2 separate regions of the Homo sapiens genome follow, and region 1 is linked to region 2. A link is a contact called in ENCODE POLR2A ChIA-PET data. All regions are on one chromosome and are shown on one strand. Each heading gives the region's core, a stretch centred on a gene start or an enhancer-like site at or near the end of the contact. The rest is flanking DNA. Distances are from core to core; before and after follow the strand shown. Region 1 overlaps AKNA (AT-hook transcription factor). Region 2 overlaps COL27A1 (collagen type XXVII alpha 1 chain).

Region 1 (4,042 bases), core at 1,178-3,677, 62 kb before region 2:
GTGGTGGCCCAGCCAAGGTTTCTTTGGCTCGAACAGGCATGAGGCTGTCATGTTGCCTACGTGCAAAGTTGTGTCCAGCTGCTGGTGTTTGGCTTCCTTGTCTGAGTTTAGTAAGTCTACCCCTGCAGCCTCCCCTGACATCAGTGGAGGAATTAGAGGCTTGTTTGTCTAGGGTATGCCAGGCCTTGGGAATACAATAGTGGACAAGACTCTATCCTAGGCCTCTTAAAGCTTACCATCTTGTAGGATGAACAGACAAAGAAACAGGCAGTAGTGCCCTCCATTGTGATAAATACCATGATGGCAGAGGACTAAAGGACTGTGGGAGCACAGCGAAGGAGCATCTGGTCCGGTTAGAGGCTTCAGGGAGGGCTTCCTGGAGGAAGTGGTATCTCAGCAGACATCAGAAGGAAGAGAGATAGAAGAGTATCTTCAGTGGAGGGAATGGCATGTGCAAAGTCCTAAAGGTGAGAGAGTGCCCATCACCTTGGAGGAGCTAAACGGTCAGCCAGATCCTCTAGTGTGAGGGGGTGGAGTGTTGAGCAGTAAAGGAAGAGAGGGGTAGAGAGGAGAGACCTATGGGAGATCCTACAGGGCCTGAAGGCCATGGGTAAGGGGAGACATTCACTGCATATTCCATGAGTGCACAAAGGCTGAGAGGACAGGGAAGGGGATTTTAAGCAGGGACGTAGCGTAGGCAGGTTTATGTTTTAGAGTTCTCTGGCCACCGGCAGGGTGAGAACGGAGACCAAGAGACTGCTGAGAAGGCTGCCACATCCAGGAGAGAGATGATGGGGACTGGGTTCTCGGGGAGGGCCCCTACAGAGGGGAAGAAGGGATTCATTTGGGAAGAGGTATTTTGGAAGTTGGGCCCATGAGACTTGGTAACTAATTAACTTCAGGGATGTTCAGGGAAGGAGGGGATCTAGAGTGACTCAGAGTTCTGTCTGGCTAGTCAGGTAGATGCTGCTGCCATGTGCAGAGACAGGGAAGTAAGTTTGCAGAGAAAGATGAATGTTAAGTGCCTGCTGGCACTCAGTAAGAAACTAAAGAGTTACATCAGAGAGACTGAGATACCCAAGTGGCTGACTCACGCCCCCGGCCTGGTAAGTCTTTTTTTTTAGTGCCTTCTGACTAGGAGGCGGAGCTCTCCATTTCAGGAGTTAACTGGGGGTGGGGAGATGTCACTCTCCAGTAGCCACCGCCCACACTTGCCCTCGTGGCTTTGCCTCAGAAACACCAGCAAGCGTCTCCCTGGGGATTACCAAGGGAACCCACTGCCCTCAGACACACACACTCAGCGCTGGGGCACAGCCAGGAAGAGGCCTCCACTCCTTCTGACACAGTCATCTGAGCGCTCATGTCTGCTGGAGGCGGCACCAGGGGATACTCACCCAGGAGTCCAGGGGCCACCAGGCAAGAACGGCCCCAGTGGGAATTCCCACCCCAGAAGCCAGACCAAGTAGATGTGGAGCCTGCATCCGCCTGGAGGGTGGCTTTGCTGAGCCTGGCTCTAACGCTGCTCCGTGGTTGAGGGGGTCTTGTGGGGAGGGGTATCTGGGTAGGATTGTCTGCTGCGGTGTCAGCAATGCCCACAAAACAAGACCCTGAAGATGCAGGGACTGATTGGAGAGAAACACAGACAGGATTTACTCCCTCAGTGCTGGTGGCTGGAGGTTGGACCATGTTGGGGGTTTCACCAGGATTTACTATAGTCTTGCAGACAGCTTCCAGCCTGCTCTTAGTCAGCCCTCCCGGTTCAGGTGGTGCTAGGAAGCATCGAGGTGTCTCCCTGTCCGCTCTCCACTCACAGCGCTTTATTCTGCTCCGTCTCAGAGCCCAGATCCACTGCAGTACTGTTTCCTGAGCATCCACAAGGTGCAGGGCCTCAGGGGTTATAAGACAGGAAGCCCGCTTCTTTCTTGTCTGCTGGCGGCTCACTGTCTGTGTGGGGAGATGGTGGACAAGCATCTTCTGCCAGGTCTGGAGAGATGGGCTTGCACAGTGGTAGGGAGAGGAGCTGGGCCTGGACAGAGAGTGAAGGTTGGTATTTTATGGCAGAACTGTAGCTAGGGCCCTCTCTATGCTGCATCCTTGTCTCCATCTCGAGAATTTGTCACTGGTGTTCCTGAACAGCCACTCAGACCCCATGTGTTAGGAAGAGAAAACTTCAAAGAAAAGTTCTGTTTTGTTCACTGCACAGGGACATGAACTCAGAAAGGTGTCAAGTTGTGTAGCAAGAAAAGTGTCGCACAGGAAAGTTCTAGAATCGTTTGACAGCAGAGATAGACCCTGTGCCTGCTGTGAAGGGACAAAGGCTGCCGCATCCTGGCATACTCGGGTGGCTGCAGCTCTGTTCCTCATGCCTCTGTTCTTTGTTTCTGTCTCCACTCCAACCCCAGCCAGGCCATCTGTGAGCTGCAAGAAGAGGTGTCCCGGCTTCGTCTGCGGCTGGAAGACAGCCTGCACCAGCCACTCCAGGGCAGCCCGACACGCCCAGCATCTGCCTTTGACCGCCCCGCCCGGACCCGCGGCCGGCCAGCAGACTCCCCAGCCACCTGGGGCTCCCATTATGGCAGGTGGGTGACCTCAAAACTCCCACCTCTGTCCTGGTGGCAGCTACAGAAGATAGTCTTGGCTGGCCTCTGGCTCTCCCCAGACATATGGACTCAGGCACTGCCACATCCCTCTCTCACTCATTCATTCATTCACTGTTGAGCTTGTTCACTGTGCAGTATTTGATGCACAAAAGAATATATAAACCTCTATGTTAATAATAAAGAATAGGCCGGGCGCAGTGGCTCATGCCTGTAATCCAGCACTTTGGGAGGCCGAGGCGGGAAGATGACGAGTTCAGGAGTTCGAAACCAGCCTGACCAACATGGTGAAACCCTGTCTCTACTAAAAACACAAAAATTAGCTGGGCGTGGTGGTGTGCGCCTGTAATCCCAGCTACTCAGGAGGCTGAGGCAGGAGAATTGCTTGAACCCAGGAGGCGGAGGTTGCAGTGAGCTGAGATTGTGCCACTGCACTCCAGCCTGGGCAACAGAGAGAGGCTCTGTCTCAAAATAATAATAATAATAATAAAGAATAATACAATGAATATCCCTAGACCCACCACCCAACCAAAGAGTTAGAACATTGCCAGCATGCCTTCACTCTCACCCATTAATTCGGTGTTTGTTCATTTATGACAATGACATAAAATCAGCTGGCTTCTTTTGAGTCTATGGGAGGGCACTTGATGAAGGGTTTTATGAACATTTTCTCATTAATCTTTTTATAACCCTCTGAGGTAATTGCTGTTATTATCCCCACTTGACAGATGAGGAAACTGAGGATCAGAGAGGCGCAGAGCCATTTTCTGTGAAACTGACTTCAGAGTCTGGCTTTGACTTCTATACTCTCTTCCTTCCATCGTGTTAGAAGCATTTCTCCAGGTTGAACTTCTCACAAATAACCTTTAAAGGCCACACAAAACCTCATCCAATGACATCATCTCTCTTTCCTTTTGCTAGTAAATCCACAGAGAGATTGCCTGGTGAGCCTAGAGGTGAAGAGCAGATTGTCCCTCCAGGAAGGCAGCGAGCCAGGTCTTCCTCAGTGCCTCGGGAGGTGCTCCGACTGTCCCTGAGTAAGTGACCACCTGCAAAGGCTGATTTCCAGAGGCCACAGTCTGAGCATGTTGGCTCAGTGGTCAGGGACCACAGCAACAGTATTCAAGGAAACTTGGAGAAGGGTTTTTGTGCATCTGTTTTAGGATATTATAGTGCTGTGAAGCACAGAGCACTTCTAAAGTCCTGCACACCTACTGCGTGTAGGGTGTCTGTAAGGGCTTTGTAGCTGCTGTCTTGCTTAACCTCCACTGCAAGATGGTCATATTATCCACATTTCACAGATAAGGGCGCTGAAGCCCAATGAGCGCAGGGGATGTGCTAAAGGATCAGGGCTCTGGAGTCAGTAGCCGGGATCAGCGAGCTCCCCTCCACTTGTCCTTGGCCGAGTTGTTTACCTGCTCTGAGCAGTTAAAGGGACAGCTCAC
Region 2 (4,137 bases), core at 1,090-3,589:
ATGACATCCGCAGTGCAGTGCTGTGAAGCAGATGCGATTATTATCCCAATTCACAGATGAGGCTCGGAGAGATGATGGGACCTGCTCAGAGTTTTCACCCTCAACCCGAGAGTCCCTGTCTCCGATCCTTGCTGGGAGGAACCAGCTTTAGGATGAACCTCCTACCCTCCATGGTAGCCCCAGGTGGCACTTGGCAGCCAGTCAGCATGGGGGCTGTGTCCATAAGACAGGTTCCTATGTGCAGAGCGGGACTGGAGCGCCTCCCGGTGCTGTTCAGGGGACTCGGTGAGGAAAGGCACAGGAAGCACTCAGCAGGCTGCTGCACACGTGGCAGGGGCTCAGCAGATGGCGTTAAAATTGCCGTAGCCGGTAACAATAGCAGCAGTGAGACTGTGTCATATAGACATGGCCAGAGACTGGGGTGGGGGGGGCGGAACAGAGTTTAGAGGTGAGGTCCTTATGCCATGGCCACCCCAGGCCCTGGTCCACCCACAGGACAGGTGTAGACGCCACCTTTCAACTACAAGGAAGGTGTAAGCGGAACGGCAAATGGCAGAATCTCAGGGCTCAGAAGACTCCAGCCCCAGAAACTGGTGTCACTCCCCTGGGCACAGGGCTCAAGCCAGGCACCCCTGAGCCCCTTTGTTCATAGGGATTGAAAGGGGGCCGGAAGAGGCTGGACAGAGGCAAAGCGTCCCTGGGGCTGGGACACATCCCTGGTGGGAGGCAGTTCTAAAGGCTGGTGGTGATCAGCCACCAGCCTGGGCCTCTGTGGTTCTGGTGGGTGGAGGCTGAAGGCTGGCAGGGACTTGGCCTGAGGTCTAGAGGGGTGGCCCAAGGAGCGGGGATTCCTTCTTGACCCTGCCCACTCTCTATGGTTCTTGGATCCAGTGCTCAAGTCCCACTGTGGATAGAGGCAGCTGGACTTGACGGCTTTGGGGAAGGGGCCTGCCTGTGTCTACCTAGCGTGTTCCATGTGCCAGGCACTCTGTGAGGTTTGTTTCATCCGATCTGCACAGTAACTATGCCGCTGGGACTACTGTCCACACTTAAAGATGGGAAACTGAGAGGAAGGAAGGTCTTAGCCAAGGCCACTCAGGAATCAGGGGGCAATCTCGGCCCAAAGCCAGCTATACTGATCCCCCGCAATGTGACTGTAGTCTGGGGATGCATTTTTTTTTAATTCTATTATTATTATACTTTAAGTTTTAGGGTACATGTGCACAACGTGCAGGTTTGTTACATATGTATACATGTGCCATGTTGCTGTGCTGCACCCATTAACTCGTCATTTAGCATTAGGTATATCATTTTTTAGCACCAGAAATCTGGTAGGATACTTCCCTGCCCTGTCCAAGTCCCAGAGTCTCATCCCCTCTCTCTGGCCACCAGCTTTGTAGTGAGCTCACCCCCACGGTGAGCAGGGATGGGCGGTTCAAGTTAAATTGCATATGGCTTCCTTATCTTGGGTCTGCTTTTGGTTAGGGAAGCAGGGTCTGGCATCGGACAGATGGGGTCTAAATCCTGGCCCTGCCACCCTCTTACTACAGATCCTGGGCTAGTCTCTGAGCCTTATGGGGACTCAGTTTCCCCGCCTGTCTTGTAGAACAATGGTACCTCTGCACTGGGGCTGTGGTGAAGATTACAGGAGGAATGGCAGGGAAAGAACTCTGCACGTGGGCGTGTGCTCAATGGGTCACCCCAGGAAGCTGCTCTCTCCTCCCTAGCACCGTCCAGCTTGCGGGGTGGCTGTTCATTCATGGGACTCGCCCTATTTTTGAGACCTCTAAGGGCATCATTTCCATCCTCTAGCTCAGGGCCTGGAACACACTAAATCCTCCATAAGTACCTGTTGGAGAGCTGGAGGAATGAACGAATCTAATAATGCCTTCTAAGTGAGAAAAGGCATCTGGCTGATGAACATGTTCTGCCCCCACCTTGACCTCTCATTCCCAAGGACCCCACCACTTGATGAGGCACTCAAGGCTCAGGGAATCCTGGGGACCCCCACAAGGCCCCTGCAGCCTTAGGGCAGATTTGGTGTTAGGGTCCCATTCTCAGCAGCCACAGAGACTGCTTCTAGAGCTGCAGATGCTCCGGCGCAGAGGCCTTGGGGCACACCAGGGCCTCCTTGTTTCAGAGTCTGTGTTAACCCCTTCTGTGCCAGCCCTGGCAGGCTGCGAGGGCCCAGGAGGGACCCGGGGTACTGAGTGGCACCTTCTGTGGCTTCCTGTGGAATCGGCTGGGGCGGGTGGCCGTCTACCATGGCTGAGCTGTCCTCCTCCAGCAGGAGGAAGGGGTCGGCTGGGCAGCACGCCGGGCCAGCGTGAGTCACCAACAGCAGGATTTAGTTAGTGGGGAGCTGACTCAGCAAAAGAAAGGCGTGCTGGGGAGGCAGGGGGCAAGCGAAGCGTTCCAGCTGAGCCAGCAGGGGAGGGGAGGAGGAGGAAAGACAGGAGGGACTCAGGCGACGAAGGTAGGACTTAGACACGTGGGTTCTGGGGCCAGTTTGGGATTGCCTTGGACGTGACACCACACCAACACCTTGGACCTTCTGGCACTCCTGGCCCTCCACATCCCCACTGGCATGGGGGGGCAGGGTCCAGGGATCAGCGAGGATCCTTCCAGCAATTCCTCTCCTCTACTGAATCTTGAGCCAAGGCGTGGGGAATGAACATGCCTTCCCCTCTGCCTTGGTGGCTCCTTCCTTGACCACTAACCACTGGGGTTCCTTGCTCTCTGTCCCAAGCCTCTCCTGCTCAGCATCCTCTCCCCACTCTTCACTGGGTGATCTTATTCATGGGCAAGACTTCAATTCCCATGTCCACACAGATGATGGAGTCGCAGTTTTAGTCATTACAAGATTGATGTCCATTTCTGCTTCTTGACTATAAGCCCCGTGAGGGCAGGGATTGCATGTTTTCGTTCCAGCGCTGGGTACAAAGATGATACCCAGCACATAGTGCTGAATGTGGATCTGACAGCTCCTGCGGGCTGGGCACAGTGGCAGTGACACCAGCCTCGGCTGCTGCAGGGGGTGAGCCCCCACAGGCTTCTCCAGCCATGGGTACCCCAGGGGCTTTCTCCTGCTGGCCCTGAAGCTGACCTCAGCCTCAGACACGAGGGTGCAGCTGCTTTCCCCAGAGCAAACACCCACCTTTTCGCCTTTTGGTCCAGGAGGTCCAAGGGGTCCCACAATGCCTTTGTGTCCCTGCAGGCAAACAAGAAGGAGGGAAGTGAGAATGAGGACTCAGGAAGGACAAAGGACATGGACTCCAAGATGGGGATACTGGGCTGCAAAACTGGGTCCCAGCTCTGCCCCAGCTGGCTGTGTGGCTCTGAGTAAGTCTGTGCCTGTCTGGGCCCTGGCCTTCCAGATGTGCCGTGCTGGTCCCAGACACACCCCAAAGGGGTGTTCCAGCTGGGATGGTTGGGGGCCCCACCCTGGAGCAGACCTGGAAGGGTGACTCGGGAGAACCAGCTTTGTTCTCCCAGCCAGAACCAGGGACAGGGGCAAAATGCTTGCCTCAACAGACCTTCCCAGGCTTTGGCTAGGCCTGCAGGTATGGACACCCACTGTGGGCTCCTCGCAACACCCCTCCAGGTCTTGTCTCGCCTCTTTTCCTCTCCTCCTCCTCCCTTCCCTGCTGCATTTCTTCCAGACACTGGATCTAGAGCCACAAGGACCAGGGCTAGGATCCCACCTCCAAACTGAAGTGGTCAGGCCTCGTGCATGCTCTTTATCCTCCTGAGCCCTGGTTTCCCCTTCTGAGTAGGCACCATATCTCTCTGAGCCCTGGTTTCTCCAGATGTGTAACATGGGTTTGGCTCAGCCATGTCTAAGAAGGTGCCAACCTGGATGCAGAAATGGTCCCTTCCCCAGACAGCAGACAAGGCATGCAGAGCGCCCACCCTGGGCAGGAAATACCCAAGAAGGCTTGGGGTGGCACATTTCGCTCTGGCAGCCCCAACCACACCTGTCCCATCCATGATCCTCCACCCCAACCACGGCTCTGGGCCCAGCGCTCCCTGGGGCAGGTGAGACCCCACATCTTCAGTATTCCAGGGGTCAGCCTTCAGCTGGGAGGTGGTGGGGCAGAGGCTGGCATGGGCCTGTGTTTCCAGGCCTGCAGGACA

The links. ChIA-PET counts read pairs that join two places held with the same protein, here RNA polymerase II (POLR2A).
Region 1: POLR2A ChIA-PET joins it to region 2 with 14 read pairs in BJ. The contact joins two enhancer-like sites. POLR2A ChIA-PET finds 5 or more read pairs at or near these places in 3 of 52 experiments (BJ, T-cell and activated CD4-positive, alpha-beta T cell).

The regions. Positions count from the first base shown.
Region 1 is chr9:114,346,261-114,350,302 of GRCh38, reverse strand. It overlaps AKNA (AT-hook transcription factor), which reads left to right. Exons shown (of 22, transcript NM_001317950.2): 16 at 2,403-2,579; 17 at 3,519-3,634. Among named protein-coding and RNA genes, the nearest start is that of ORM2, 18 kb to the right of the region's middle. Within about 2 kb of position 2,427, at least 6 of the 41 ENCODE cell types and tissues checked have a DNase peak (open chromatin) inside an H3K27ac peak, as active enhancers do.
Region 2 is chr9:114,283,798-114,287,934 of GRCh38, reverse strand. It overlaps COL27A1 (collagen type XXVII alpha 1 chain), which reads right to left. Exons shown (of 61, transcript NM_032888.4): 41 at 3,158-3,211. LOC124902252 (a long non-coding RNA gene) reads left to right here. Exons shown (of 3, transcript XR_007061741.1): 2 at 3,218-3,342; 3 at 3,884-3,970. Among named protein-coding and RNA genes, the nearest start is that of ORM1, 37 kb to the left of the region's middle. RefSeq lists an enhancer at 1-222. Within about 2 kb of position 2,339, at least 2 of the 41 ENCODE cell types and tissues checked have a DNase peak (open chromatin) inside an H3K27ac peak, as active enhancers do.